Linked DNA regions of Homo sapiens: region 2 is linked to region 1. A link is an interaction called in ENCODE POLR2A ChIA-PET data of the cell type or tissue named here. Cell type or tissue: Caco-2. All regions are shown on one strand. Links, peaks and the distances in the headings refer to the core of each region. The heading gives the core; the rest is flanking DNA.

Region 1 (15,796 bases), core at 4,622-12,621:
TCTCAGGTGATGCCATCCTTGGCACATGGTCTAAACAACCACCCAAATTCTATTGCTGGAAACTCAACAGAGAGTCTAGGCATGAATTGAGGTACCAGCAAAGCACAGGCACTAACCACTAAACATCATTTCTTTTGAAATAATTTGATATTTCAAACATAAAGTACCAGAAATATTCATCATGTGAAATATCAGAACTTTGTTGAACTTCACTAGAAATAATTTGTGTTTTAATATTTTTCTAAAATTTTGATTTAGGTAGGGACGTATGGGTGGGACACCATATCAATTTAGTGTTTAGTGCTTCTAAAGCTATCCAGCCCTGAATTTCCTAGGGGCACAGCTTCTTCTTCTTATATCATATGTCAACACCTGCTTCCTCTCATTCTTAATATTATTATATCTTATTTTTTGCTTTTGTCTCTGAGAAAGAAGTACCCCAGTGCCTTGGCAAGGTGAACCTCCCCATCAGAATATTATTCTCAATGCAGTAGCTGATGTTTTCTTAGTGACTTTTTGATGTTCCATCTTCATTAGCTCCTATCCTAAACAAAAATTTTCTTGATCCCACTTCCTCCTCAATCTACTATTCTTCTTTACAAACTTCCTGTCATTTATATTTTGTGCTTCTTCTGCCTTAGTAGTATTTATTCCTTTGCAGCCAGACTTTCAACCAACCCCAGCATTTTCGTATGTTGTCCGTGAGCTCAGCCTTGCTTAAAACACCTGTCTTATGAGCAATTATTTCTTCCCTTAATTCAGTGATCAGCTTGCTTATCTTCATAAGTCCTTGCAATTGTGACTAACATTGTCTTACACATATAGTAAGTGCTCAATACACTTACTATTTAATAAATAAATTGTGTTATTTTTATATGTTTAGGATTTTTGTCTTAATTATTATAAGGCATTTCAAAGTATCTTGCTGTGTGTGATTTCAAAGTAACTTAAAATTAGAACAGGTATAAAAATCAAACCTATTTGAATTACATAAAAAGACTGAGAAAAAAATATAGCCAGAACTGGATTCTTTTAAGATTAAAAGGATATTCCATGTTTTCTTTTTAAATCATGCCTACATATTTTATACATCATAAATTCATTGTATTTTTAATTCTGTAAAAATGTAAGTTTCTTAACTTTTCAGTATTATGGGAGTTATACAATTCAGAGATTCTTCAGAGAAAGTAATTTTGGTGAAGTTTCAATCTCCCTCTTTTTTTTCTATATTAAGAAGCTCAGGAAAGAAGTTAATTTTAAATATGAATACCCTTTTAACTTTAATTTTATATTTATCTGCACATTCTCTCTTTCTCTCTTACTCTCTTTTCTTGAGATGTAATTTACTCACCATCAAATTGACCCTTTGTGTGTGTACTTTATGTATATTAACAAATGTATGCAATCATATCACCACCACCACAATCAAAATAGAGAATATTTCTATCATTCCAAAAAGTTCTGTTATGTCTCACTTATAGTCAATATCTCCCCTCTACCTTGCAGCCCTTGACAACCCTGATGTAAAAATATAAATGCCTTTTTGTTTCTAAAGCACATTTGGGGAAATTTTACTTAAGATGTAAGTATCCCTGTTAAGTCAAGAATTGAATAGATACAGTTTTAACATCCTTAAAATGTACCTGCTAGCATTATGCTGTAAGAAAGATACTTCAGAAAACAAAATTTAAACAAGTAATACAAAATACTGTTACTTCTGTGATTATGTGATATAACATTCAGTCTATGGTTGAGAAATTGCCTAATTTATGGCATCAAGCTCTGTGACTCACAGAGTAGCAGGGGTTGAAAAACACTTTTTCATGCCTCGATGTTTTTCTCTTCTTCTTTTGGGCAGGGCTAGGGGCAATGAGTTGATTTCAGCTTCAGTAATTTTTTTCTTTTTTCTTTTTTCTTTTTTTTTTGTCTAAGCAAAAAGTTTTCACTTGTCCTAAAGTGATACAGTAGTGATTCATAAGTTAATATGCCTGACAACTGAAAATCACAGAACATGTCAAATTATACCAAAGATTGGAAGAAAGAGACATTTTTAAATTGAACTTAAATATTCAACTAAGGATATGTTTTGTCCTTTTAATGACCGGCATATTGGTGGGGAAGGGTGTTAAATGGAAGTTTTGGATAGTGAAATTAATTGCCAAAAAAGACATACTTTGGGATGGCATGTCTCTTTCATATGCTTATCTTTGGGAACTGTCTGCCATATACCCTGTAAAAGGGAAGAGATTACTATGTTTATAGCACAAGGTCCATTTTCCTCTGAGCAGGTCTAATGGGATTGGGGTAGATCTAATCCAATGTTTGATCAGTCACAAATCAAATTATATTTTATCACATTGAAATGAAGTAGAAACTACAGTCAGACAATGGTGAGATCCAGAAAACCAAAGTTCACATACTTAATTCAACTGTGTTAGATGCCTTTGAATATTTTCCTTTTTAATCGATATTTTCCTTTTTTGATTTATGTGAACAGATTTTTCCTTCTTCTTCTCTGACACTACTCAGTCGCTGTGGTTTGCTCCATATCCTCACTTCTTATGTGTCTATTTTGTCTTTAGTTCTCTTCTTTTCTTTCTCTATAGTTTTGCCTTAGCTTAGGCAAACTTTCTATTTCAGTACTTATGTGGATAAGTCTCTATCTTTGGTCCTAAACTCTCAGTAACTCTAGATCTCCAATTTTCCAGCTTCTTCATAAATAGCTGTTTGTAGATTTCTCACAAGTATCTTCAACTCACCACGCTCTTAAGAAATCTTCTACCATACACGTTAGTTGCTTAGTACACAAATGCTTAATTGAATTGAACTGTGATCATTCACAGTGGAAAGAAAAATGGAATGTAAGTTTTTGAATTGGGCCTTAATGGCTAATTACTGGAAAAGAGGAAAGAGGAAAGAATCTTCCAAATGTAGAGAAGACAATGAGGTACAAAACCAGGTATAAACATTATAAAGTCCTAGAAGAGTGAGACTGGCCTGTCAAGGATAGAAAGAAATTGGTGGGAAGTAAAGTTGGGTAGTTAAGAGTGGGGCAAAATGTGGCAGAATTTGAAAGCAGAGAAGTTTAAACTTGATGTTTAAAACAAAATGGTATTCCTTAATGACTTTGGAGTAGAAGATATAATGGGCATTTGTTGGTTTCTTATCTGGCCTTCATTCTTTGCTCCACTCTTTCTAACAGTTTTTAGAATTTCATTCTTCTGAATGGAGTCCGTATGTTTAAATAGAAAGTAACTTCACCTTTAACTTCAGGGGTCAGCATGTGGCCTAAATTTCTCCAGCCAGAATGAACCTGAGAAATTCTGTTCAGAATCATTTTCTTGTGTGTAGAACTGTCCCCAATTTGTGCTATAGCCGTGACATAAATATGCTAGAAGACAGCCAGAAAAAGCTGAGAGAAGGCTAGGATGATCTTTATCTCCCAGCTAGAAAATATTTCTGAAAATTTTGAAGTATTAAAAAAAATTTTCAAAAAAGATAATTTTTGAAAAATACTAATAAACATTTTTGGTATAATACTATTCATTCACCTATAAATCACTTTACTTGGAGGGAACACAAAAGGATTATTATATATTATGTCTTATCTTGGGAAAACACAAATGTACTAGGTATGATTCCACATGTTCAAGAAATGAAATATATTGACCTAAGGAATTGCATTTCTTTTAACGCTTCTGTAAATCTTAGTGTTAATAGAACTAAATGGAGAAATGTATTAACTCCATTTTTATTTCCAAGTCTTTAGTGTTAATTTTATTTCCTTTCGTGTTACACTTTTGTCTTAAGAGTTCACAAAGTTTCTCATGATCAGTGGTGTTCTGGAGCTGGCACATATAACCTATCACATTAAAAATCAAAGGTAATAAATACTCAAAACCCAGCACTTCCTAAATATTGTATACATTTTAGTATCACCTATGTTGTCTAGGTAATTTTCCTTACTGAATCTATATGGTAGCAATAATACATAATCATGAGCTATTGAGCATCTCTTCTCAACTCTGTTCAGTGATACTGCATTAGTAGTTTGAAATGGGTCATGGTGAGAGTATTCATATCACTTAACCCACAGAGCAGGCAAATGCTATAAATCAGGGCTTGATTAATTGTTTTGTTTATTGTCTTTATTTAAGAAAGTGATACAGGAAACATTAATAATGCAGATTAAACTTAAAAGTGAGTCATGTCTGGAGACATTATACTGTGCAGCACAAAAAATTGAGAAAATAGTTTTCTAACACTTAAAAACTGTTACCTGATTCAGCATATACATCACTCACATAATAGATGAAGGAGGAAAGTTCTGACATTGGTCTTGCTGTTTCACGTTTATCTTTTTAAAATTTTTACTTGTTGTTTTGAGACAGTCTCACTCTGTTGCCCAGGGTAGAGTGCAGTGGTGTGATCACGGTTTACTGCAACCGCCGCCTCCTGGGTTCAAGTAATCCTCTCACCTCAGCCTCCCAAGTAGCTGGGACTAGAGGCACCCTTCACTACACCTAACTAATTTTCTTTGTATTTTTTTTTTTTTTTTGGAGAGATGGAGTCTCGCTATGTTGCCGCACTCGTGTCAAATTCCTGGCCTCAAGCAATCTGCCTGCCTTCACCTCCCAAAGTGCTGGGATTACAGGCGTGAACCACCGTGTTAGGGCCACTTTTATCTTAATGGGTTAAAAAAAATAAAAAAGGAAAGAAAAATCGCAGCCAATATTCACATCAGAACCACATGTATTTGTCAATTGCAGCTATGGGTTGGCTATGATTACAAGAGTTAGGAAAAATCAACAAAAGCTTACACATTCTTATATACTCAAAAGTTATTACAAGATGATGTACACACATACACACACGCACCCTCTTTTGTTTTGTTTTGTTTTGTTTGTTTTATTTTGTTTTGTTTTGAGACCCAGTTGTTAAACATTTACCAGCACTCCACTGGCTGCAACTTTCTATTTCATTTTCTATTTCATTGATTGAAGGTATAATTAGAAAGATAAGAACTTTTCAACAAAGCTTAAGATGTCTTCAGTATGAGAAAGCAAGCATACATGGGATCATTTTCTTGTAGAAATCATTGTAAAGCTTCAACTGCTCTCCTTGACATATAGGAACAGTAAGAACTTGACGCTGTAAAGCATTGCACAAAAATCAACCTTCCTACTGTGTAGCTGAAAGAAATTGCCTTTGGTAGTAAACAATAGTGTAGCAATAGCTAAATATTTCATGAAGAACTTTTTGTTACTTTTAAAAATTGATAAATATTTGTCAACTTGGAAAGAGTCCAAGAAATACAAACTATTTTTTTTACTTTTCTGCTTGATTTTGTTTCTTGTTTCCTGATATTTTTATACCATCTACCTCCTCTATGGTAATTCTGCCCCCTGCTGGAAATGGGTAGATGATAATTTCCCCCCGACTAGGAATTCAAACTATTAAAATACTGTAAAAACATTTAAAAAAAAAATAGAGAAACATTTTCTTAGTAGTGCCCTCAGGTCAATGAGCTTTTCATATAACAGTACTGTATTTGTCATTATAGAAATTAACATTTATCTTACATCTCGTGGTAAGAGATTTATGTTATTTCTCCCATTAGGTTGATGGAGCTCGTACTTTCTCCCTCCCCGGAAATTTGGTACAGTGCTCTGAAACATTTTAGTACTTAAATATACTACAAGAGCATTAACTTCCTTGATTTTAATTTCTTTCCATTTTGAAACATTTCTTTTTTATAATTATAATTTCAGATAGTAGTCATTGTCCTATTAACTAGTAAGCCTATTTCAAGTGCCTACTATTTATCTAACTCTGTGCCAAAGGCTGAGGGATTTTTCCAACATGAGGATCCTGCAGATGCTTTTCCTTTTGTTTCTTCTAAATAATTGTCATGAGCATATGGACACACTGACTGATCAGATATAACTAACCCATCAGGTATCCCTTTTTCCTTCCCTTGTTATAAACTTAGAACGTATGTTGTGTCTATTCATAAGACCATCTGATGTTCAGTTTTGAGTTAGACTCATTCCTAACTCACTTAATGTACAAATACTTCTTTCTGTTCATTTTTACCTATTCCTAGTTTATATCAATTTAAAATGTTTTATTTATCTTAGAAGTCACTTTAAATCCTTTTGAAAATAAGATGAAGCCAAAGCATAAAAATTAAATTAAAATGTTGGGGGACGGCTACCCAAGAAAAGTTTAGGTATAATTTGTATTCATATGGAGCTTGCAGAACACCTAGAAAGCTGCCATTTATAACCCATCATTTTAAGTCACATTTGCTTATGGCTTCTTGGATGGCTTCCTGGTCCCTTTTTTTTCTCTGGAAGCTTGATAGCAGCAGAAAGTCAGAGCCAACAGATAACTTAGACCAAAAGTTCTAAGCTGGGAGGTTTGTTATAAATGTCTTCCATATAACACTAGCCTCCTAGGCCATTTAAGGCTAGAGTTCAATTAAGCAAAATTTAAATCTAAATGTCAGTGTGGTAGAGAGGGATCCTTACCATAATCTGATTTATCGCTTGGTTATTACGATCATTTTGTTCTATTCTCCACCCTGGACTAATGAAAGACTATTACCATAGAGCCATGACAAGTTTTATTCTCTTGAACTGTCTAGCTTTGTTACTTTCCCTTGCTAATAGTCACTTACTGAGTCAGAGATGCTGCAGACATTGCAAATAGAATGATTCCTCATATGTCACTAGGGATACAGTTTTCTGAGATACAGATCTAGCAAGGGCATGAGAAAGAGAAGAAAGCAAAAAAGAAATCATCTCTGCTAATTCAATTGTGGGTTTCCTTGGATCAAAGACTACCTATTACAGCATACCAAGTTCAAGACTATTCATAGGATGCTGGAGGCCCTCTCCTCATGATTTATATTAAGCACTATACATGGTACACATGTGGCCTCTATGGAAGTATACTTAAATGATTCTTTTTTATCACTGGCAGACTAAGGAATAGCATACAAGGAGGTCTCGTTCTAGTGATGCTGTTTAAGTACTAGAAGGTCAGAGGAAGTGAAGAAAATAAATAGACAAAAGAAGAAAGATGCATATATTGAACAGCAAGTAGGACTAAATCTCAAAGGAGCAAATAAAAATTTCTAGCAAATGACATAACTCCATTTGAATATACAGCCAACAATTAAAATGTCAGGGAATTTGGTTCCCAGGGTTTTAAAACAAAGGGGAAATACTCAAATATCCCATTGGTGGGCATTAGGATTATTTTTAAATGACTATTTTTACCTCTGGTTAAGAGAACACACTTCACTGGGGAAAAATAGGTGAAAAATTGTTGATAGGTATCATTTTCTCAATTCTGCTATTCAATAAGTAATGGCTACAAATTTTAGTATAAAACATATGTGTTCAAAAAATCAAATTTTCTGTATTTGTTATAACTTTACTTCTATTTCAAGCCTATGTTGTTCCATTAGTGGCAGACTCTTAATCACAATCAGTTTAAAATAATCTCGTTGTAATCGGAGTTTCCTCAGGCAACTGAAGCCACCCCTCCTTCACCCAAACTTTTCCCTAGGTCTAGTGTCTAAGTTCTAGGATGTTGATAGACAGCAAAGGCATTGAGAGCAGGAGTGGAAGGGGGAACATAAATCTCCCTCAAGTCATTTGTATACACCAGCATCAGCTGAGAAATTCTTATCCCACCTCTGTTTGTCAATCCAAGAAGATCTCTGCCTTGTCTTCCTTATTCCAGAAAAAGTCAGCCATGTGCTTCTCATTCCACAGCGTGGGCTCTCCAGCCCTGGGTTCTCTCATCCATTTCCATATCCTTCTTGGGTGCATGTGGACATGCGACCTCTCCAAGGTAAACAGAGTTCAGAGGAACCCTATGGGGCTTGTCTCTTCCCAGCCTCTATTCCAAAAGTGATATATAGGACCACCTGACTTCAAAACCCACAAATAAATCTGGTGGCTCTAACGTTCTCCTTCCTACTTAGCCTGAAGGTGTGGGGAAGGGCAGGAAAGCCTTTATAGAGAAAATGAAAAGCCGACATCTAAATATTGTTTTCCCTTTGTTCTTAACCAGCTTGGTTTAGGTTCTTAACCTTGTGGCAGGGTTTCAGCTGGGAGAACATAAGGAAAAATGTCCTTTATTATTTAAGGTATAAGTTTTATGCCCCATGTCTTTTCTAGACAATATTTTATTTCTCAGAACAAGAAAATTGAAATTCAAAACCCAAATATTGACAAACATCTCCCATCTCTCTTTCTCTTCAATGTCGTCTTTCTTCCCTTAGGTACTAAAGATGAAATGTTATAGCTATCCAGGTTGAGGAAAATGCAGTATTTGTTAAAAAAAAAAAAAAAAAAGCATCTCAACAGATCATACAATTATCCATAAATTGTATTGGAATCTTTCTCCTTTTCCCCTTCCTCTCTTCCCTCCCTTTTTTCTTTCTCTTCTTCTTTTTCCTCCAGCTGTTTTTCTAATAGCTTGTTCATTGTTCTTTATTATTGTTTTTGGTTAGAAAGAGAAATGAAAGGTGAAAATTACATCAACTGATGTACTTTGGATGAGAACCAACAAGGGTCAGATTATTGACTGTAATTTTTTGTGCTTTTTCATTTAATTATTTTCTTTGTATTTTTCTGCAAATTTCACCAGGATAATTTACACTGACATTATATGAGCTATTGGAGTTAAGCGTTTAGCTTTTACATTTTGAAATCTGCAGAAAATGTACTAACTTTTTATAAACACTACTGGAAAAAAATTAAGTCTCAAGATCTCTTTCAGCTAAATGAGAAATCAGATAAATGATTTTAAATTGCAAGCTCAGGCTCAGTGCTATAGATACATTGTTTTGACTGCCTAGAATCCTCCTATTCTGAGAGCTGCCACTTCCCCTACCCACATGGGTTATTTTGTACTTGTTCCAAAAGTTGGTAGCTGAGCAAATCTGAGCCAACTCTAGTCATTTCCCTGGTGACAACTAATTGGACCAGGAATAAACAACTTACCCAAGTTGGACTTGTTAACCTCTCTTTGAAAATTTAGAATCAGAAATAGGATTCCAGGTAAGTCTGAGAAGAAGATAAAAATTGGGTATTGGTCGTATTTTTGTTCTACTATATAACACAGATGACAAAAACAAAAACCAAAAAAAACCACCATTACTCATGAATAAACAAGCAAAACAGAAAAAGCAGAAACAGAACAGAAATCCTAAGGGTGCTGGAACTCTTGGTTTCAGTTGTTCCTGAGGCTCAGTTTAAATCTGGATTGCACGTTTATGAAAAACACTAGTACCTTCATTATGAAGTCCTCTTTGGACTTAAGTTTGAGTTTATGTTACTTGCAACCAATCAAGTCCTAACCAATACTCTCCAGTGCCTTTTATGTCAGACTAATTCAGATGGACTATATTACCATACTGCAGAAGGAGCAAATGACTTGGGGTATTTCTCACCAGTCATGTGAAGTCATTTCTCTATCCATGTGGTTTCATTTAGAAATTGAAGCACAAGAAGAAAACCACGTGTTTATAACTTCAAAACTCCAAAAGGAAAATTTATTCTTAGAGACTTTTAAATAATAAGAGAAATACTAACAATGAGACAAGCCTATCTTTACTGAATTTAGAGTTTGACCAGTCAATAGTTTAAAATATCAGAATTTTTGTCACCGTAGCTGGGAAAATTCTGCTGAAGGCTGGAGAATGAATATGTCTGTGCTATTTAAAATAGGTTTTCTGGAATAGACAGTTTAGGCTCTAAAAAGAAGAAAGCAAGTCTTTGTCTACACTTATGGCTTATTCTGTTTAATTAACTCCTTTTCTCCAGAAACACAAATTCCAGCTTGCCCAAAAAAAAAAAAAAGAAAAGAAAACCATAAATCTATGTAAACTGCTGACTGACATAACTTAAACAAGGTAGTTAAAATAGTTGAAATCTCAGCTGTGTGACTGGGGTAAATTACTTAATCTCTCAGTGACTCAGTTGTCTTCTCTATAAAATGAAGATAGGATAGTTGTGAGTTGTAAATGAGTTAATATATGTAAGTCACATATCATAGTGCTTTGCACTTAATGTACACACAGTAAAAGTTCAGTTTATGTTAGCTACTATTTTCTCAAAGAAATACTAGAAAATGGGGTTTTCATATAGAGCTTTTGTTATCCTTGGTGGAAAGTTAATTTGGACTACGATTAGCACTTATACAAATGGGTCTTTCGCAATACTCCATTTATCCTTGTCTCTATCAAGATATTTACAAATGAAAATAAAATAAATTTTTAAATGAAAGAAAATAAAGCAAACTGAATGTAATTTTTAGGAAGAGAAGGGGCTGCCACAAAGTCTAACAATGACTAAGTGGTGAAATTCCAGCATATTTGGGAATGCGCCCTTATGTAGTAGACTTATACCGTACTGTTTTCCTCTCTTCTCTCTCTTTCTTTCTTTCGGTAATGGAACCCTTATTTCTTGTGGAAAACATTCTACATGATCTAGTTGGGAGTGAAGCTGAATCTTCTTCTAAGCCACAGGGTGGGCACATGAGACAGTAAGAATATCTGATCCAGAGCTCTTAGGGAAGACACTCCCTGTAATCCGATGTCAAAATTTGGTTGTCAGCCATCACCCAGCAACATAAAAAGAGTCATTGAATAGAAAGATATAATATCCTAATGGAATTATGTGACACCTTGGATCCCAGACATACTAAAGAAATGTATCCCTGGACTTTCAGTGATATGCCCTCAAAGGCTGTCAAATATTTTTGTTTAAAAAAAGTTATGCTGTTTTAAGTAGGAAGTTAATCACTTGCAACTGAAAAGTTTCCAACGATTACTGCTATTTCTGTGTTACCTTTCAGAAGCTGAAGGGTAGACTCTATACCCTGCTTCCATAAGAATGGGATCCATTTTGATTGTTTCTTCTTTTCAATGGAAAAAAAGCAAGTATGCATTCAGGTATTATTTTTTACCCAGTCCAGTTAGAGTTATAGTTTGGAATATTAGTTGACTAGAAAAGAATAAAAAATATCAGGAAATAGATTTTAGGCTGGGGCAGTAGCTCACGCCTGTAATTCCAGCACTTTGGGAGGCCGAGGTGGGTGGATAACCTAAGGTCAGGAGTTCAAGACCAGCTTTACCAACGTGGTGAAACCTCATCTCCACTAAAAATACAAAAAATCAGCCAGGTGTGGCGGCAGACACCTGTAATCCCAGCTACTCGGGAGGCTGAGGCAGGGGAATCGCTTGAACCCAGGAGGTAGAGGTTGCAGTGAGCCGAGATAGCACCATTGCACTTTACCTAGGGAACAAGAAAAAAAAAAAAAGAAAGAGACTTTAATGGAGAAAATCCTTAACAAATTAATATCAATTTTACGTTTACTATAGTCAAAGATTGAAGATATCTTTAAAAGGTGTGCTGTAGAATGACAATTTACAAATTCATTCAGCAGGAGATCATGTAGACATGAATTACCTGCTCTGCACTGTGATCATAAAACATTATCAAAGTTAGTTTTTAGATCAAGTGGAAAAGTTTTCTGATATTTCATTCAAAAGTACACTGGAGTTTATCTCTGTGCCCAAAAATATTCTTGAAGATGAAATACAGGGAATTACAAATAAATTTTGAACTGAGAAAGTGGAATGAGAAATAAAAGAGTAATTCTCTAATTTCCACTCTATCCCCAGGCCTATGCCCCTCCCCTTCACAATAAGTAATCCTAATTCCAGCTGTATGTGTTGGACAAGGAAGGGACAGGCGGGTGGGGCTGGTGACTAAAAGCTTTTTAGAGTATCTTGTAAGATTGTCTCTTGGAATAGTTAGAAACTTCCCTCTGCCAGAGGATTTAGTATCTGCCCCCACACTATGAAACATTTTGCTCTCCACCCATTCATCTTCTAAAAATCGTTGGCCTTAACACAATCTCTATTGTTAAGATATGGAGACATAGATTGCTGTAAATACCTCCCCAAAACACAGTGAGATTATGGCAGAGAGGAAATTGAGACCTCTTTTTCCCTAAGATACTACTTCCTCTACAAGACTTGGTTTGCTCTTGCTTTCCACACTTTGTTGTTTCTCAAACTTCCTTGTGTGCTCAGATATCCAGAGGACATGGGAAAATATAATTAACTGGGAAGACTGAAGTTTGGCTATAATTATCAATTTGGGCAATCCATTGTGGCAAGAGCCATGCAGGGTATACAAGGTCTTATACAAAACAGTCTTTTAAACCTATATTAAGTTCCACCGTTTCCACAGACTTTCCTCAGTTCTCCAAGTTTTTAACAATCTCTTCATTTCCCAGAACTACTAGAGAGGTTGATTACAAATGGTCTTATGATAGTCAATGTTTTATTGTGTATAGGATTTTCCAATATAAATACAGTATTCTCAGAGGAAAGTACATGACTTCCTTCTACATAATTTATTTTTCCATGATACTTCATATCGTTCTGGTTAAGTATATTTGTGTGGAAGAACTGGTCAGTTGTCTTGTATATGTCAGTTAATGGTGATTTCTCAATTTAATACTCATAGTTTCTTTTGCATGTTTTTATTAAGCTTTGCAAAATAGCACAAACAAATGTACTATTTACAGTTTCAGACCAAAGTATACTCTCCTGAGTATTCACATACCTAATAAACCTAATTAGTAATATAAAGAAAACCAGTATTTAACTAAATAACTTTTGTAGCACAATCATTCCACTTAGATAAATAGTTATTTGCTAAATTACTCAGGTAACAACCTGGTTCTGAGTTTCTTCTAGAGAGGAAAGAGGGTTACGGGGTCAAGATAGAGAAAGGAGGTGAGAAGTTTATATAGGAATTACTTTAAAAGTAAAAGTAAATTAAATTCTCTGAAAAAAGGAAAAGAAAAGCAAAAGGAAGGATAAGATAAAAGGGAAATTACTGATGTGTGCAAAAATATGCATATATTATTTTCCGGTGTGTCCGTGTGCAAACACATGAGAGAAATACAAGGAAATCTGTTTCTTTTTATGGTTGACTCTTCTATGTGTAGTGGGATTTTCTGGTTACATCTGAGCTAAATATTATGGCACATAGCAGAACACAGTAGTTATTGCACATGATTGTCTGTGAAGTGGGTGGGCAGGAATTTTTCATTTCATAAATCATTTCAGCTTGCTGCTCTAATTCCACAGCACTGGGAGACTAAAAAAAGCTCAAGAGGGAAAAAATGTGTTTTTCCTCTTTTTATTCTTAGTCTACCCCTTCCCAGTGTGAATAGATCTTTAGTGTTAATGATTAGGTTTTTTTATAAGACATTTCAAAATATCTTTATTGCTCTGCTTTTGAAGCAAATTATTATGTTTTCCCATTCTATTTTCTTTTTTGCCGGGGAAATTTAGTACCAAGGCAATCAGACATACAGTTTCCTTCCTTTATTTCTGCTTATTTATAGCACAGTCTATATCAATGAAATAATGCTATATTATTTTCTTGCTGATTGCTTAATGTTCACAGTTCAAAATTCCAGCCAAGGTCCTGAAGTGGTTTTACCCTTATTTAAGATTTCCTGCTGAAAACATTCTATTACAGCTTTGCAAGTAAGTACCTCCCTGGCCTCAAGTCACTATAAAGGTAATTTAGTAATTAAAATAAACACCCTTTGCAAATCTGTTTCCTCCCTTCTGGGAGACTAGGGAAGTAGTTTCCATCATATTTCAGGTTTCTCCCCATTTTCCTTAAATGATCAGCCTTCAACCAAGAAGTTACTTGGTAAGTTGTCTGTAATGTAGCTCCAGGGCAAACACAAAGTGTACATTGTGGGAAAATAAAGCAAAACAACAACAACAAAACACAAATAAAAAATGTTTCTCAACAGCTAGAGTCCATGAGCATAGTTTTATAATTTGCTTCCTGCTCCGGTAGGAAATTTAAATCGGTTCTTGAAACTATGTAGTTATTATGATTAATCAAAATCTATAGCTGTGGTGCTCTGTCTGAAGCCAGGAACTCCTGTGCCCCACTCCCTACAACAGTTAAAAAAAAAATTTTTTTTTCCTAGCAGAATAGAGCAGCGTTTAAAAGCAAAATTAAGAAAAAGGAAAAGGTAGTATATGCTAATACTGTCTTCTCACCTAGCATTTTTAGAGGTCCCTCACATTTATTATTTATCTCATCTTTAGAATTGGCTAACAGAAAGTAGCATGCAGATATCAAATGAAAAGAATACACCCTTTACACTTAAACAAAACCTTTTAATTTGCCATGCTAGTACAAAAATGGAGAGAATTGCAGTTACATTCTGTTAACTTGGAAACAGGATCTTCTTTTAAGTCAAATTTTGTTGGTTTTTAGTCAATAGGTTTCTGATTTGATTTTCATAAAAATTTTGAGTATTGTTTTCTCTTAATTTCTTCCGAAATTGTGCAAACCAAATTACATAGTTAGCCACTGTCATTTAAGTTAAAAACAATTCTATGAAAACAAATTTATTACTACTATATGGTTGGGTTTTGTGTAAATCTTCCTATACTTCTTGATTTTTAAAAATAGATGTGAAAATTAAAGCAATACAAGAGGTAGTCCTAGTCCAGATAAAAGAGATACAGAAATACTGATTCAAGCAGAGAGTTATATTTCTGAAATACTTCATTTTCCCCAGTGTAGATAGTCTGTGTAATAATGGGCTTGCATTATTAAGGGTGAAAAGTATTGATTTAATAATTATAACTCAAGAGAAAACTAAAAAATCAGGTGAACATAGTGCTGTGTTCATTTGCACTGCAATCAATTCTCCAAATATTCATTTGATAAATTACACAATAAAAGTGAATGAATAGTCCCAGGTTAGGTTAGGCCCAGTCAAAATTGTCTGAACATAAACAATAGAAAGTATCTTTCAGTCTCTCTGGTGATAAGTCTGTGACATAGGATACCAGATCTTCCAGTTGCTTAGTAGAAGCGAGAGTCAGAAAGATATGGAGACCCTCTATGGATTGTCTCTTGTGCCTAGCTAACTGCCTTCTACTCCCACAACTGATTGTCTTGTGGTTTTATTACATATATCAACATATCTCCCCTTTATCTATTCTGGTTTGATATGGATCTGTTACTTCCGAGAAAAGGGTTCTAATAAAACACCTATTAATGTATATTTTAGTGGACCACGTAAACAGAAATATATATTATTAATATATATTATTCTTATGGCACATGTTAATTCTAAATTAAGGTTCTGGGTACCCCTGGTATATGGTCTCACTAATAGGAAACAAGTAACAGGAACTATGAGTTGTGAGAGGAAAATAAATATTTTTTTCACATATAATAAAACTTTTGGAGAGCATATTTTTATATTCTTCTTTTCTTTCCATAGAACTTTTTTCCTCTTTCGTAACTACAAATTTTTCCAATCCCTTTCACACCAAGGCAAGCATAAGCACTCTAGTTACTGTGATCTAAAGACTGCTTTTTTACAAAAGTGCTGAGAAAGCAGAATAGACCAGCGTTTAAAAAGCAAAATTAAGAAAGAAGGAAAAGGTAGAAAATAAGTGATGAGAGAAGGTAGGTAGTAGACATATTTCCTGTGAATGATTTTTTCTTCAGAATTGCTGCAAGGTAGATTCAGTCTTATGCTGCTCATTTGAGGTTTCCTTTGCTACCTTTCCCAGTTCTGGCCAATTTGTATGTGTATATATTTGCCTAAGTGTATCAGGGTATATCCAGTGGAGTTAGTGAGAAGGGTGAAATGATGTCCTAAAAAACTGAGCTACCACTGTACCATTGTAAAAGCCAACAAAAAT
Region 2 (15,796 bases), core at 5,203-13,202, 71 kb before region 1:
CTTTCTGAATCTCAGTTTCCCTGTGTGTAAAGTGGGGAGAATACTCATGTGAATTACATAGGCCAATTCCTATCCCATGGTAAATAGCCAGTAAATTAATTACTACAAATTCAAGCTATGGCAGTTGCCCATATTTGAAATGTGAGTACAACAAGAAACATAGGCTTCTAAAATTTTTATATTTTACTTTGATGTATTATATATTGATTACCTAAGAGCATGGGCCCCGAAGGTAAATTTCTATGTGCAAACCTTGGTTATTCTGCTAATTAGCCATGCGATCTTGATCATTTAAATTCTTTGTACTTCAATTTTTTTTCATCTATAAAATGGAGATACTAATTATGCTTACCTCTTTGTGTAATTACGAGCATTAAATGTGCTATTATATGTAAAATTGCTTAGAACAGGACCTAACACACAGAACATTTTTAGTAAATGTTAGTTATTATAATTGCCTTTGTTATTGTTGTTCTATGCATTGTGTTGTATTCTTTACCAAGTAGTGATAGGTTCCAAGACAGTAACATTGTTTGAAATTGTTACATAGCTTAGTAATGTAGTGAAAAGGAAACATGCTGAAAATATTGTTATATCTGAGTGTGTAAACAAAAAGAAGCCAAATTTTAAACTGCATTCTAATATAACTTTTATTCTGACAGATAGTTTAGAACTTTAGATAGTCTTTCAATAGTTTACTGTCCCTGTCTTTAGGTACAATACATGGATCTTAAACTAAAATCAGTTTTGGAATCTGTATCTGACACCTTTTTGTTTTCCCTCTCCTCCTGCTCCCTCCTTGCTTCCAATTACCTGCCGATAAATGGTTTTAAGCATAGTGGCAGGGTAAGACTGATAGCATTCTGGATGAAACAGGGATGTGTAGGCCATGAGAAACCATAACCTTATCTCACTAGTCTCTTTCTCCTTCACAAGGTTGACATTTAATCCATACTGGCTAAGAATTGAGGAAATCACTTTATATTGAATTTCTTATTGGATATCTAAATTTTTATCAAGATCAATGGCAGTAGTTGCAATTTGTTGTTGATATACTCACATTTCTTTGCCTTATGAGATCTATTTCAAATATATGTCCTTTAAATTTGTATATTTACCTAATTGAAACAAAGCATGCATATAATTATATGTCTACAGATTCCAATTTTATAATGTGGACAGAGTGAGTAAGGGCAGCAATTTTATGTGAAATTGTTTGTACATTTTGTAATAATCTCCGCATGTTCTAAAACACAGAAAAAACATAACCAAAGAAACAGTAACTGAAGAGGAAATGCATTTGTTTAATGCATTCTATTATCTTTGATTAAAACATTCCTTCCTTATGATGTGGGTAATTAAGTATTTATTCAAAAAAATAAAGATAAAACATCACTTCCAGTTTCCAGAATGAGCTCATTTTTTTTTTTCTAGTGAGATTTTTTATGAATCATCCCAGCAGTTTGCCACGTTTAGGAGCTGGAGGATTCACTTGCCATTCCACAGAGTTCTTCTTCTTTTTTTTTTTTTTTAGACAAGGTCTTGCCCTGTAGCCCAGGGTAGATTGAAGAGGGGCGATTTTAGCTCCCTGCAACCTCTGCCTCCTGGGCTCAAGTGATCCTCCCACCTCAGCCTCCCAAGTAGAGTAGCTGAGTAGTTGGGACTACAAACACACGCAGCCACACCCAGCTAATTTTTGTATTTTTTGTATGGATGGGATTTCACAATGTTGTGCAGGCTGGTCTCAAACTCCTGGACTCAAGCAATCTACTTGCCTCAAAAGTGCTGGGATTACAGGTATGAGTCACTGCGCCTGGCCCAAAGAGTTCATTAACGCTTCTTGATCTAAAATAATTACTCCTTTCTTCTCTTGGACAATTCAAGAAAAAAAGATATATAGCTATTCATGAATGAAAAAAAAAAGCTTCTCTTATCTTAGGCAGTGAGACATTAAGATTTATAAAACTATATACTCCCATCCTGAGCTAAAACCACAAACAGTATTTTGACATAACTGTGCTAGAAGGAAGGAAATTGGGAATTATATTCCAATGGTAATAACTACTATTATTCTCAAAGTATGTTCATACCTCTACAATTTTATCTTTACAGACATATGTTAGCAGAGACATATTTGGACCCAACCTATATACTTTTTCTCTATAAAGCATTCAAAGAACAATGTGACGATTACAGTTGTGTGGTAAGAAATATTAATATAAAGAATGTATTAACTGTAAATTGATTGTTAAAGATATTTTACACATTGTGGTTGTTATGTTGTACAAATGTCAAAAAATAATCTTGGGATAAATTGCTTACTTATAATCACTTGATTAATTGCAATTTTTTTGTGTGTGTCAGATATGCTTTTATTTCATCCTGATGACTAGCTATTCAGAGATAAATGTAATGCTTACAGTACCTATATTATCCTAGATTTCTTTCTGGTTTACTTAATAACATTTTAATTTTTAATATCTATTTTAAAAATTTTACTCTACTTGTATCTTTTAAAAGACTCTAATTCTTCCTGAAAGCAGAAATGTATAGTAAAATAGGAGAAATCATTCTTACATGATATGGTTTTACATGATATCCAGAATGCTGCTGGCTTCCAGTTTTTTTGTTTGTTTGTTTGTTTGTTTGTTTGTTTGTTTTGAGATGGTGTCTTGCTCTGTTGCCAGGCTGCAGTGCAGTGGCGCGATCTCAGCTCACTGCAACCTCCGCCTCCCAGGTTCAAGTGTTTCTCCCCTCTCAGTTTCCCAAGTAGCTGGGACTACAGGCACACACCACCACGCCTGCTCATTTTTGTATTTTTAGTAGAGACAGGGTTTCACCATGTTAGTCAGGATGGTTTTGATCTCTTAACCTCGTGATCCGCCTGCCTCCGCCTCCCAAAGTGCTGGGATGACAGGCGTGAGCCACCGTGCCCAGTCACTTCCAATTTTAAAATAGAGAATTCGACTGGCTAGGCCAATGTCTCTTTGAGTTCTCACACTAAGTTTTTCTTGTTGGGTAGTTGAATTAGAAGAAGTTATCCTAGGAATTTAGGTTAGGCATGGTGGCTCACGCCTTCCATCCCAGCACTTTGAGGGGCCAATGGGGGCAGACTGGTTGAGCCCCAGAGTTCTAGACAAGCCAGCCTGGACAACGGTGAAACCTCATATCTACAAAAATTACAAAAATTAGCCAGGCATGGTGGCACATGCCTGTAGTCCCAGCTACTCAGGAGGCTGAGGTAGGAGGATAGATTGAGTCCCGAAAGTCAAGGCTGCAGTGAGCTGTGAAGGTGACACTGCACTCCAGGCTGGGTGACAGAACACTGAGCAAGACCCTGTCTCCATTAAAAAAGAAAAAAAGGAAAAAGAAAATTTCTTCTAGGAATCTAGTCTCTAAATACACTTATGGGTATTTTCTCATCTACTCTTTCAAATTCTGATGATTCCTTTTACAACTCAATAGTAGATTAGGACAGAGTTTCCAAGTTATTCAACTGAGATAGAATTTGAACATTATTCATGATTTTTGGCTAAGACAGTCTAGGCAGAGAGCAGCTGTGGCAATCAGAATTCTTAGCAATTGCCTGACTACTACTAGTCTGACAGAGATCTTCCTTTGGCCAATGATTTCTCTTTTCTCTCATCTTCATTTTCTTGCCTCTCCTTTGCACTACCTCCATCCTGTAACCCTAATCAGATCGTCCACAATTCCAGAGCCCCAGTTCCTTTTATAATATAATTATATATAATTATAATAAAAGTTACTTTTTAAATTGAGGGCATACTCTATTAGAGCCACTCTGCTAACCATTTTGCATGCATTACGATGCAGTCTCATGTTTTATGGATTGAGTGACCATGTGTTCTGTTTTTCAAGAACAATTCTATTTATCTTGATTGTACTGGTATACTTAATCATAGTGCTCCCTTTCATTCTCAGAAGTGACCTGGTTAGGACAATAACCGATATGATCATTACATATTTTATTAGCTTCCCAGGGCTGTTATAACAAATTACAAAACACTTAGTGGCTTAAAACAATAAAAATTTATTCTTTCACAGTTCTGGAGGCAACACGTCTGAAATCAAGGTGTCAGCAGGGCTCCCTCCCAAGGCTGTAGGGGAAAGTCCTTCTATCCCTCTTCCAGTTTCTGCTGGTGCCTGACTCTCTTGATTTGTGACAGAATAACTCCAGTCTCTGCCTCCATCTTCACATGGCCTTCTCCATGTCTCTGTGTCCTTTTCTCTTCTGTTTCTTATAAGGACACTTTCTCTTGGATGACAATGACAGATAATCTTTCTAATCCACATAATCTTATCTCAACATCCATCCTCACCTTACCTTAACTTACCTTATCTGTAAAGACCTTCATTCTAAATTAGGTCACTTTCTGAGGTTTTAGGTAGACATATCTTTTGGGGGCTATAATTCAACCAATGACCTATAGATACATGTAGTAAGTTTTTAAACTGGCATATTAAAAATATGCCTTGTTAAAATTGCCTTTGAAAAATATCTCCATATCTGTGAGGGATTGCTTCCAGGACCCTCACTAATAACCAAAGTCTTAGCATAATCAAATGCTGTAGCTGGCGCTGCAGAGCCCATGGATACAAAAAGTCATCATTCCTTATACGTGAGTTTCACATCTCGAGAATACTGCACTTCCCACCTGCATTTTGTTGCCAATGTGGAACCTGACAATGTGGAGGCCTGACTGCACTTATTGAAAAAAAATCCGCCATAAGCGGGATTTGAACTGCCCATTCAGTTCAAACCCGTGTTGTGTAAGAGTCAACTGTATAAAATAATTTTTATTCACATTAAAATTTGAAACTGCTTGGTCAAACTGAACAAAACATAGCAAGAAAAGTCTTTGTTCAATTTAGAAAATTTAAATAATTTATTATGACTTTAAGACAATAAAGGTAAATTTCAAGCCTTGAAGGGGGAAGCTTGGAGAATTAAAAAAATATATATATATTCCTCCTTGCCTCTACTGTGTTATAGTAATCTTGTTTAAGCTTAATATAATTAACAAATTCTTGTTCCAAGAATTACATATGATAGAGAAATCTCTTCTCAGTTGTATCTCATTTGAGCCTCATTTTAATTCATAACTTATCCTCACATTACAGATAAGGAATTCATAGCTTAGAGATAAGTTTCCAGCAACAGTTCACATTTAGAAAGCTGTAGAACTAAGATTCTAGTTCTGATGGCAAAACAGATTCTCTGAAATACTATGTCACTGATAGCAGTTAATAATTAGATTAGATATCATAATTACAGATACTATAGCTTTAGTATAATAGATAATATAGATATAATTGCATGTAATTATTAGATAATTAGAAAATCCTTCTAATAACAAATGCAACAACTTTTAAATTAGTTTATAGATTAAAAAGGCTATAATTCATGTTTAAAAACAGAATAATACCAATACAAAGATAAAGTAATTCCTCTAGATTCCTCAGTTCATGTGGAAAAATCACTACGGGGAATTTTTATGCAGATAATTTTTCTACGCATTTACAGGTACATACGTACATATGTACATACACATGTGTGTATTATACATATAATACACACATATATCTTTTATATGTATATTATATATAATACACACATATATCTTTTACATCTTATACAAATGAGATTCAACTTGACATAATGTTCTGCAACCTTTTCCACTTGATGAATAGCTTGTCATGTAGATCTTCCTTATTCTTTGTAGCTGCTACTTACCATAACTTTTTGGGGATGTTTTCTATAATTTAGTTAGATGGCTCTTTTTTTCCATAAGTTATTGAGGTACCGGTGTATTTGGTTACATTAGTAAGTTCTTTAGTGGTGATTTGTGAGATTTTGGTGCACCCATCACCCGAGCGGTATACACTGCACCATATTTGCAGTCTTTTATCCCTTGTCCCACTCCCACTCTTCTCCCCAAGTCCCCAAAGTCCATTGTATCATTCTTATGCCTTTGTGTCCTCATAGCTTAGCTCTCACACATCAGTAAGAATATATGACCTTTGCTTTTCCATTCCTGAGTTACTTCACTTAGAATAATAGTCTCCAACTCAACCAGGTCGCTGCAAATGCTATTAATTCATTCCTTTTTGTGGCTGCATAGTATTCCATTACACACACACACACACACACACACACACACACACACACACACACATATATATACACGCCACTGTTTCTTTATCCACTCATTGATTGACCAGCATTTGGGTTGGTTCCATGATTTTGCAATTGTGAATTGTGCTGTTATATACATGCATGTGCAAGTATCTTTTTCAAATAATGACTTCTTTTCCTCTGAGTAGGTACTCAGTAGTGGGGTTCCTGGATCAAATGGTAGTTCTACTTTTAGTTCTTTAAGGAATCGCCACACTATTTTCCTCAGTGGCTGTACTAGTTTACATTCCCACCAGCAGAGTAGAAGTGTTCCCTGTTCACCACATCCATTCCAAAATCTACTATTTTTTGATTTTTTGACTATGGCCATTCTTGCAGGTGGTGTCGCATTGTGGTTTTGATTTACATTTCCCTGATCATTAGTGATGCTGAGCATTATTTCAAATGTTTGTTGGTCATTTGTATATCTTCTTTCTGAGAATTGTCTATTCATGTCCTTAGCCCAATTTTTGATGAGATTATTTGTTTTTTTCTCGTTAATTTGTTTGAGTTCATTGTAGATTCTGGATATTAGTCTTTTGTCAGATGTATAGATTGTGAAGATTTTCTCCCACTCTGTGGATTGTCTATATACTCTGCTGACTGTTCCTTTTGCCATGCAAAAGCTCTTTAGTTTAGTCAGGTCCCAGATATTTATCTTTGTTTTTACTACATTTGCTTTTGCAAGTGTTCTTGGTCATGAAATCCTTGCCTAAGCCAATGTCTAGAAGGGTTTTTTCAATGTTATCTTCTAGAATTTTTATAGTTTCAGGTATTAGGTTTAAGTCCTTAATCCACCTTGAGTTCATTTTTGTATAAGGCGAGAAATGAGGATTCAGTTTCATTCTCCTACATGTGGCTAGCCAATTATCCCATCACCATTTGTTGAAAAGAGTGTCCTTTTCCCACTTTATGTTTTTGTTTGCCTTGTCAAAGATCAGGTGGCTGTAAGTACTTGGGTGTATTTCTGGGTTTTCTATTCTGTTCCATTGGTCTATGTGCCTATTTTTATACCAATACCATGCTGTTTTGGTGACTATGGCCTTATAGCATAGTTTGAAATCAGGTAGTGTGATGCCTCCAGATTTTCTCTTTTTGCTTAGTCTTGCTTTGGCTATGCAGGCTTTTTATTGGTTCTATATGAATTTTAGAATTTTTTTTTATAATTCTGTGAAGAATGATGGTGGTATTTTGATGGGGATTGCATGGAATTTGTACATTTCTTTTGGCAGTATGTTCATTTTCACAATATTAATTCTATCCATTCATGAGCATGGGATGTGTTTCCATTAGTTTACGTTGTCTATTATTTCTTTTAGCAGTGTTTCATAGTTTTTCTTGTAGAGGTCTTTGGACTGCATCCAAAGGTATATTTCTAAGTATTTTATTTTATTTTATTTTATTTTATTTTATTTTATTTTACTTTTTGCAGCTATTGTAAAAGGGGTTGAGTTCTTGATTTGATTCTCTGCTTGGTCACTGTTGGTGTATAGAAGAGCTACAGATTCGTGTACATTAATTTTGTACCTCAAAACTTTGCTGAATTCTTCTATCAGCTCTAGGAGCTTCCTGGAAGAGTCCTTAGGGTTTTCAAGGAAAACGGTTATATCATCAGCAAACAGTGACAGTTTGACTTCCTCTTTACTGATTTGGATGTCCTTTATTTCTTTCCCTTGTCTGATTGCTCTGGCTAGGACTTCCAGTACTGCATTGAAGAGGAGTGGTGAGAGTGGGCATCCTTACCTTGTTCCAGTTCTTAGAGGGAATGCTTTCAACCCTTCCCCATTCAGCATTATGTTGGATGTTGGTTTGCCATAGATGGATTTTATTACATTAAGATATGTCCCTTGTATGCCGATTTTGTTGAGAGTTTTAATCATAAAGGATGCTGGATTTTGTTGAATACATTTTTGAATCTATTGAGATGATCATGTGATCTTTGTTTTTAATTCTCTTTCTGTGGTGTATCACATTTATTGACTTATTATCATGCTTCTTGGTGTGGATCTTTTGCTAGTGAGTTCTTATCCATTCTGAGGTTCTGTATCTCTTAAGCAGAGCATTTAGGCCATTTGCATTCAATGTTAGTATTGAAATGTGAGGTACCGTTGCATTCATCGTGCTCTTTGTTGCCCGTGTACTTTGGGTTTTTGTTTTTTGTTTTTGCTTTTTAACTTGTATTTTTGTTTAATAGGTCCTGTGTGATTTATGCTTTAAAGAGGTTCTGTTTTGATGTGTTTCCAGGACTTGTTTCAAGATTTAGAGCTCCTTTTAGCAGTACTTACAGTGGTGGCTTGGTAAGGGCAAATTCTCTCAGCATTTGTTTGTCTGAAAACAGTTGTATCTTTCCTTGATATATGATGCTTAGTTTTGCTGCATACAAAATTCTTGGCTGATAATTGTTTTGTTTGAGGAGGCTGAAAATAGGGCCCCAATCCCTTCTAGATCGTAGGGTTTCTGCTGAGCAATCTGCCGTTAATCTGATAGGTGTTCCTTTACAGGTTACTTGGTGCTTCTGCCTCACAGCTCTTAAGATTCTGTCCTTCGTCTTATCTTTGGATAAATCAGGGATATCCTCTTAGTGTGGATTCTTTGCTGGTGAACTAGTATGATTTTGCGGGGGCGTGTTGAAGAGCTTTGTTTTGTTATATTACCAGGGTTGGTTTCTGGTTCCTTCTCATTTGGGTAGGCTCTGTCAGAGGGAAGGTCTAGGGTTGAAGGCTGTTGTTTGGAATCTTTTGTCCCTCAGAGTGTTCCCTTGATGTAATACTTTCCCTCTTTTCCTGTGGATGTGGCTTCCTGTGAGCCGAACTGCAGTGATTGTTGTCTCTCTTCTGGGTCTAGCTACCCAGCGAGTCTACCCAGCTCTGGGGTGATATTGGGGTTGTCTGCACAGAGTCCTGGGATGTTAACCTCTATGGGTCTCTCAGCCATGGATACCGGTGCCCATTCTGGTGTAGATGGTGGGGGGTGTGCAATGGACTCCATGAGGGTTCTTAGCTTTGGTGGTTTAATATTCTATTTTTGTGTTGGTTGGCCTCCTGCCAGAAGGTGGCACTTTCCAGAGAGTATCAGCTGTGATATTATGGGGAGGAACTGGCAGTGGCCAGGGCCCTAGAACTCCCAGATTATATGCCCTTTGTCTTCCACTACCAGGGTGGGTAGGGAAGGACTATCAGGTGAGGGCGGGGCTAGGTGTGTCTGAGTTCAGCCTCTCCTTGGGCAGGTCTTGCCGCGGCTGCTGGGAGGGATGGGGGTGAGATTCCCAGGTCATTGGAGTTGTGTATCTAGGAGGATGATTGCTGCCTCTGCTGAGTCATGCAGGTTGTCAGGAAAGTTGAGGAAAGTCGGCAGTCACAGGCCTCACCCAGTTCCCACGCAATCTGAAGGGCCGGTCTCACTCCCATTGTGCCCCATCAATAGCCCCCAGACCATTTCCAGCTGGAGAGCGATACAGGCTTGAAAACATACCCCAGGCTATCTGCCTCCCAGCTGTGAAAGAAAAGGGCTTGGTTCTTTCCCTGCCTAAGGAGTCTGCACACCGGATTTACATCCTCCCCCGAGTGCTGGCCAGAAGGCTTCTCACCTGTTCAAATTGTTACGAAGTTCAGTTAGAGATTTGCTTCTCCCTGTGTAGTTTTACCCCCTGCTCCTCTCCCGTTGGATCCCTGTATTGCCAGGCAGGAATGGCCTGCTACAGGACCCCGCGAGCTCCCAGGGCCTTTCTGCTGCTTTCTGTACCCCTGTATTTCACTCGGCTCTCCAAATGGACTCAGCTCCAGGTAAGGTCATAAACTTCTCCTGCAAACAGACCTTCAGCGTCTCCAGTGGGGGTGTGTGTTTGGGAGAGGAGGGTCTCCCTTTCCCACTTCTGCAGTTGGGGCACTTAGAGTTTTGGGGGGTCTCCTGGGTCCTTCAGGAGTAGTCCACTTCCTTCAGAGGGTCTGTAGGTCTTCTCTGGATTGCTGATTTCTAGATGGCTTTTATAAACAATGCTGCAACCAACATGTTGGTACACATGTATTTGAAAATATGTGTGCGATAGCTTGAAGATAAAGTCCTTGAAGTAAAAATTCTTTGTCAAAAGGCATGCTAATTTGAATTTCAAAAGATATTGTCAGGTAAGTAATATGATACTTTTTGAAGCAAGAAAATTCATTGCTGGAACATTTATACTTGTTATAAATTTTTAATATATCTAACCAAATCAGCCTTATTCTAAATTTTAACCACTGTTTCTGTTTCTGCCCTCTGGAAGAACCACCACCGCAAAAATAAGTATTTGCCTTTGTAGTATAACTTACATTGAAATACTTTTAAAAAGGCTCATCTAAATATTTTTCTCTTCATGTAGAACATTCTCAGTTTTGCAACTATTCATCTTCGGAACAGTTTCAGAACCTTTATCTGACTGTTTATAATTCTCTGACTTTATCTGTGTCTTTAAGTGTGCTGCTTTCTCCCAGTGCAAAGCCTTGTGAAAAACTTGCAGAGATCTCGTTTGCAATTGATGTGGTCCAAGGAAGAGCCCTCACAAATTCTTACTTCATCTACCAGGGTGTGACAAGACACCATTTCATTTGTTGAATTTTTTTTTGAATTGGAATGAATTAAAGATACATTGCCTTGTCCTACTTAGTATGATAGGAAACAGATTATTTTAGACAGAAATTTTAATGAGCACATGCTATATTTTAGTAAGTTTTTTTTTCTTATGGGTCACAAATGTAATTCCTCTAGATTCCCCAGTTTGTGTAGAGAAGACACTACAGAGTTTTTATGTAGACTAGAAGTTTTTCTATGCATTTATAAGTACATATATTATGCATGTAAAATACACACATATATCTTTTACATTATCTTATACATAATGTCAAATTGAATCTCATTGCATAAATATTAATAAAGGTTTTTAAATCTTTGTATAAAATAAGATTTATAAATCATAAAATGAGATTCAACTTGACATAATGTTCTGCAACCTTTTACACTTGGATCTAGTATTTTTCCTGGGAATTAACATTATTCTTACTTTTTCATAGTTTCTGCAATGTATTTGTTCTCTTGTTTAGAATATCAGAACTTTCTCTTCCAATTTTCTTCGCCATTTCTCAAATATTTGTTCAAGATCACCTCGTACGGCTTTATGATCATTAAAAAATTATTAACAGAACATAGACATGGAAGGCTGTATGTTCTATGGAGTATACTCTGGGGAGCATCTTAAGGCCATCTTTCTAATCAAGTATATATGTACTATGGTTGCTGCAAAGCTGCATTGTAAACATGGAACATAAACCCACAGAAAGACTTGTGCAGAGCGCTCATAGAAGCCTTATCTACAATATCACAATATTACTAGCCAAATGTCTGTTGACAGGTGAATGGATACACAAAATGTGATATATCCATATAATGAAATAATATTAAGCAATAAAAAGTCTATTTAGTACTTGAAATATGCTAACCTGGATCTAGACCCTAGTCCGAGATGGACTAACCTGGACCTCAACCTGAAACATTTTGAAATGACCTGTAGCCTCTTGCTGTCTTCTCCACTCAGCTGCTCTTCTACTTCACTTGACAACTGAAAGATGTTTGCGAATCCCTTCAGAATTTTCTTTTTTATTGTTTGTGTACTAATATACACCATGTTCTGCAGTGGTGTTCTTTTTCACTCCAACTATTATAGGTTTCATCTGAATTTTTAAATTTTGCTTTTAGAAAATATAGGACTGCGTAGAATCATGGTAGTCTTTTCTTTGAGAAGGTTATACATTCTTGATATACAATATCTGAAAAAACCAGAAATAGCTGTGATAAATTACCATGTTTCTGATTATTCAGATGGGTCAGTGGACTATTACAGACTCCAAAGCATCAGAATTGTTGGATGTTTTAAGATTTGCCTTTCATTTATTCTGTGACTCTTTAGGAAAAAGTACCAGAGATAAAATATGGGCATTTATGTAGCAGGGCTCACTCTCCTCATATCACAGGACACTACAATTATGGTAGCATAAGGAGTATTCCTCTTTTTTCCTTTGATTATAAATAATGAGTGCTCCTAGAATTAGAAATAGAGAAATGCAAGAAGCCAATGTTGTTAAAGATGGAATGACTGAAATAAAAGCACAGGAAACTTAAAGTCAGTGATATGTTATAAGTATTGAGGTACTTTTTACATCTTTTATGTGACCTTGTAAACCCCTTGGCAGAAATTCAAACCTTACCACTAAAGTCTGCTAACTTGAGAGAAGAGTGAAAATAAACAGGTCCTGAGGTATCTTAAAGAGTTAGCTAGACCTCGCCTACTATAAGCATAAATTTTGGTATCTAGAGCTTTCCTATTACGAAGTGATTTAATTTTACTTTATACATATAGTATTCCTATTGTTTTAATATATTTAAAGTCTAGTTAAATTTTTATTTTTTCCTTTCAAGCTTCCTGGTAAAACTCTTAACTCCAGGAAGATGGTCCATATTTTAAAAACAGCTTTGTTGGCATACAGTTTATAAACAATTAGCTGCATTTATTAATAGTGTATCATTTTATAAATTTTACATATGTAGGCATCCATGAAATCATCACAATCAAGATAATGAACATACTCATCACCCTCAAAAGTTTATTTGTACCCCTTCGAAAGTTTTCCCTTTTACCCTTCTCTGTACCCCTCCCTGCAAGCAACCACTGATCTGCTTTCTATCAGTATGTATTAGTTTCTATTTATAGAGTTTTATATAAATGGAATCAGGCAGTATTGCTCTTTTCTGTCTTTTTTCCACTCAGCATAATAATTTTGAGATTCATTAATGTTATAGCTGGTATATTCATTCCTTTTTATTGTTTAGTATTATTTCATTATATAAATATATCACATTTTGTGTATCCATTCATCTGTTGGTACACATTTAGGTTGTAATTTGGGGATATTATAAGTAAAGCTTCCTTAAACACTCACACACATGTCTTTCTATGGACGTATGTTTCATATTTTTACTGTGGCTTTGTAGCAACCATAATATACATACCCTTGATTATAATCATGGCCTTAAGACACTCCCTAGAGTATATGCCATGGAGCATAAAGCCTTCCATATTGCTTATGTTCAGTTAATAATTTTTAATGAAGAACCGAATGAATGATGATGTTGGAGAAAAAATAGAAAGGTGTATCACATAATGAAAAGGAACCTCTATTGAATTGGAAAATCTTGACTCTAACTTCTATCTCACCATATAGTATTAAGCAAGTTACTTAATTTCATACACCTTAGCTCCCTACCTGTAGAAAGGAGATAATACAGGTATGTGATCTTTTTACCACAATTAGTACCCAAATCTTTGAAAATCAAAAGATTTTTGATACTCATTTGGTAGAAAAACTTGACCAGACCTATACTTATTTATTGGAAAAGTCTGACCTGAACTGATGAGAAGCTAGTTATAGTGTTACTGAAATACCAAGGGTTTGGCCTAGGTCCTACGCTGCTTGCTGAACAGAAAGCCAATCACTGAGATGATGAGTATTGTTGGAGAAGGAGGCTTTAATAGGGTGCTGCAGCCAAGAAGGGAGCTCAGTCTCAAATCTGTCTCCTTGATGGACTAAAATTAGTGGTTCGTATAGCAAGGAAGAATTGTAACCATGTGTGGGAAAACAGGAACTAGGAATGGGTAAGGAAGAGGAGTTGGTTAATAGGAAGTAGGTGGTTGGTTAGACAATCATGATGGGTAAGGGATCTGCCCTCTCATTGTCCAAATGCAGTGGTCTGATACTATCTGGGAGGACTGATGGTTGATTTTCTGAGCGAGGAACTCAGATAAGACAACTGTAATTTTCTTCAGTTTTAAGACTGGGAGGATCAGTTTCTATGTTTATTCAAAGAAACCATAAACACCAGCTCTATGGGATTCATAGAGGTTTGAGTCCCCCATTTCTATTAATTTCTCAATCATGGAGAATCTGGCTGTTGATCTTTTTGGCTGCTTCATGCTGAGGAGGGGTGTTGTGAGCAGCTCCATACCACGAGTAACCATGCGGCCACTCAGGAATCAAAAGTTAATCTCATCCCAGTTTTCTCCTGAAACACAATCTTTCTCTTTCCAGTCTCCTACTTCCATTAAAGTCAAATTACAGCAGGACCAATCCTCCTGCAAAGTAAGCTTCCATCTCATATACTTGGCCTGATTACCCACACAATGTGCAGCAAGAATCATTGTCTATATAGGCTCTCTTAAATTGGCTTTTCTGTAGCCTCTCACAAGGCCATTTCAGTCAAAGCCCTGGGAAAATACGTTCCTCCAATTGTGTCCCATTGTTTAACAAAACAAAACAAAACAAAAACGGATTCTTACTGAACTCTTACAGCCAAAAACATTGCCATGAATTAAGAATATTCACAAACAGTTTACAAATTCTGGATAAATTAGGCAGAGAGAGAGAAATATGTCCCAAATTCTGTTTACAAGAGTATACTCTACTCAAGCATTAAAGGTTGTAAATAGCTCAGCAGGAAAACAGTTCTCCAGAGTCTGAAGAGTCAGCAGTGGTTCAAACAACAACAATAACAACAAAGCCATTAAAATGATTTTAGTTCTCCATCAGTTTAATCCATAAAATCAACTGCTGCTCTGCTTCATGTTGGGTTAGCAATCCTTATGAACACATTAGCCTTTTAATTAGAGTCCCGGAAGTTTTCTCTCTAATCCAATGGCATAATCTATAAAGTTATAAGAAACCAGTGTTCAAAAGTCCTTTTCATGAACTCCTTAAAAGAAGTAAGCCCTGGGCTGTAGCTGATTATAAGTCACCTTGAGAAGAATTATTGGGGGAACCATCCCCCAATATTTCAACATAGGTTCTTTCTATTTTCCCTAAGTGTTGGCCAGTCTGAGAAATAAAGAGAAAGAGTACAAAGAGAGAAATTTTACAGCTGAGCATCCAGGGGTGTCATCACATATTGGTAGGACCATGATGGCGACCTCAAGCCACAAAACCAGCAGGTTTTTATTTGGGATTTTAAAAGGGGAGGGGTTGTATGAACAGGGAGTAGGTCACAAGGATCACATGCTTCAAAGGGCAATAAAGATCACAAGGCAAGGCAAAATTAGAGTTACTGATGAGGGTCTGTGTCCCACTGTGCACACATTATCTTGATAAATATCTTAACAGGAAACAGGGTTCAAGAGAAGACAGCCAGTCTGACTAGAATTTACCAGGATGGAATTTCCCAATCCTAGTAAGCCTGAGGGCACTGCAGGAGACCAGGGCATATTTCAGTCCTTATCTCAACTGCGCAAGACAGACCACTCCCAGAGCGGCCGTGTATAGACCTACCCCCGGGAGTGCATTCCTTCCCCAGGGCTGTTCCTTGCTGGGAAAAGAATTCAGCGATATTTCTCCTACTCACACATCCATCTATAGGTTTTCTGAGAGAAGAAAAATATGGCTGTATTCTGCCCGACCCCGCAGGCAGTCAGACCTTATGGTTATCTTTCCTTGTTCCCTGAAAATTGCTGTTATTCTGTTCTTTTTCAGGGTGCACTGATTTCATATTGTTCAAATACATGTTTTACAAACAATTTGTGCAGTTAAT

Evidence for each region. Peaks named below come from ENCODE experiments on the same cell type or tissue, not always from the same donor. Only the 100,000 strongest peaks of a DNase experiment are listed, where the experiment ranks them.
Region 2: POLR2A ChIA-PET joins it to region 1 with 11 read pairs; 2 of 35 experiments call an interaction of 5 or more read pairs at or near these places.

What each region holds. Positions count from the first base shown.
Region 1 is chr10:52,561,765-52,577,560 of GRCh38, forward strand. All of the region lies in intron 1 of LOC124902426 (a long non-coding RNA gene), which reads left to right. All of the region lies in intron 1 of LOC105378305 (a long non-coding RNA gene), which reads right to left. Among named protein-coding and RNA genes, the nearest start is that of LNCAROD, 99 kb to the left of the region's middle. In Caco-2, for the core only: a CTCF peak has its summit at 5,413 (motif pointing left); no DNase peak of the experiment used is centred there.
Region 2 is chr10:52,490,027-52,505,822 of GRCh38, forward strand. No RefSeq gene overlaps it. Among named protein-coding and RNA genes, the nearest start is that of LNCAROD, 27 kb to the left of the region's middle. RefSeq lists an enhancer at 9,150-10,349. In Caco-2, for the core only: no CTCF peak of the experiment used is centred there; a DNase peak (open chromatin) is centred at 9,395.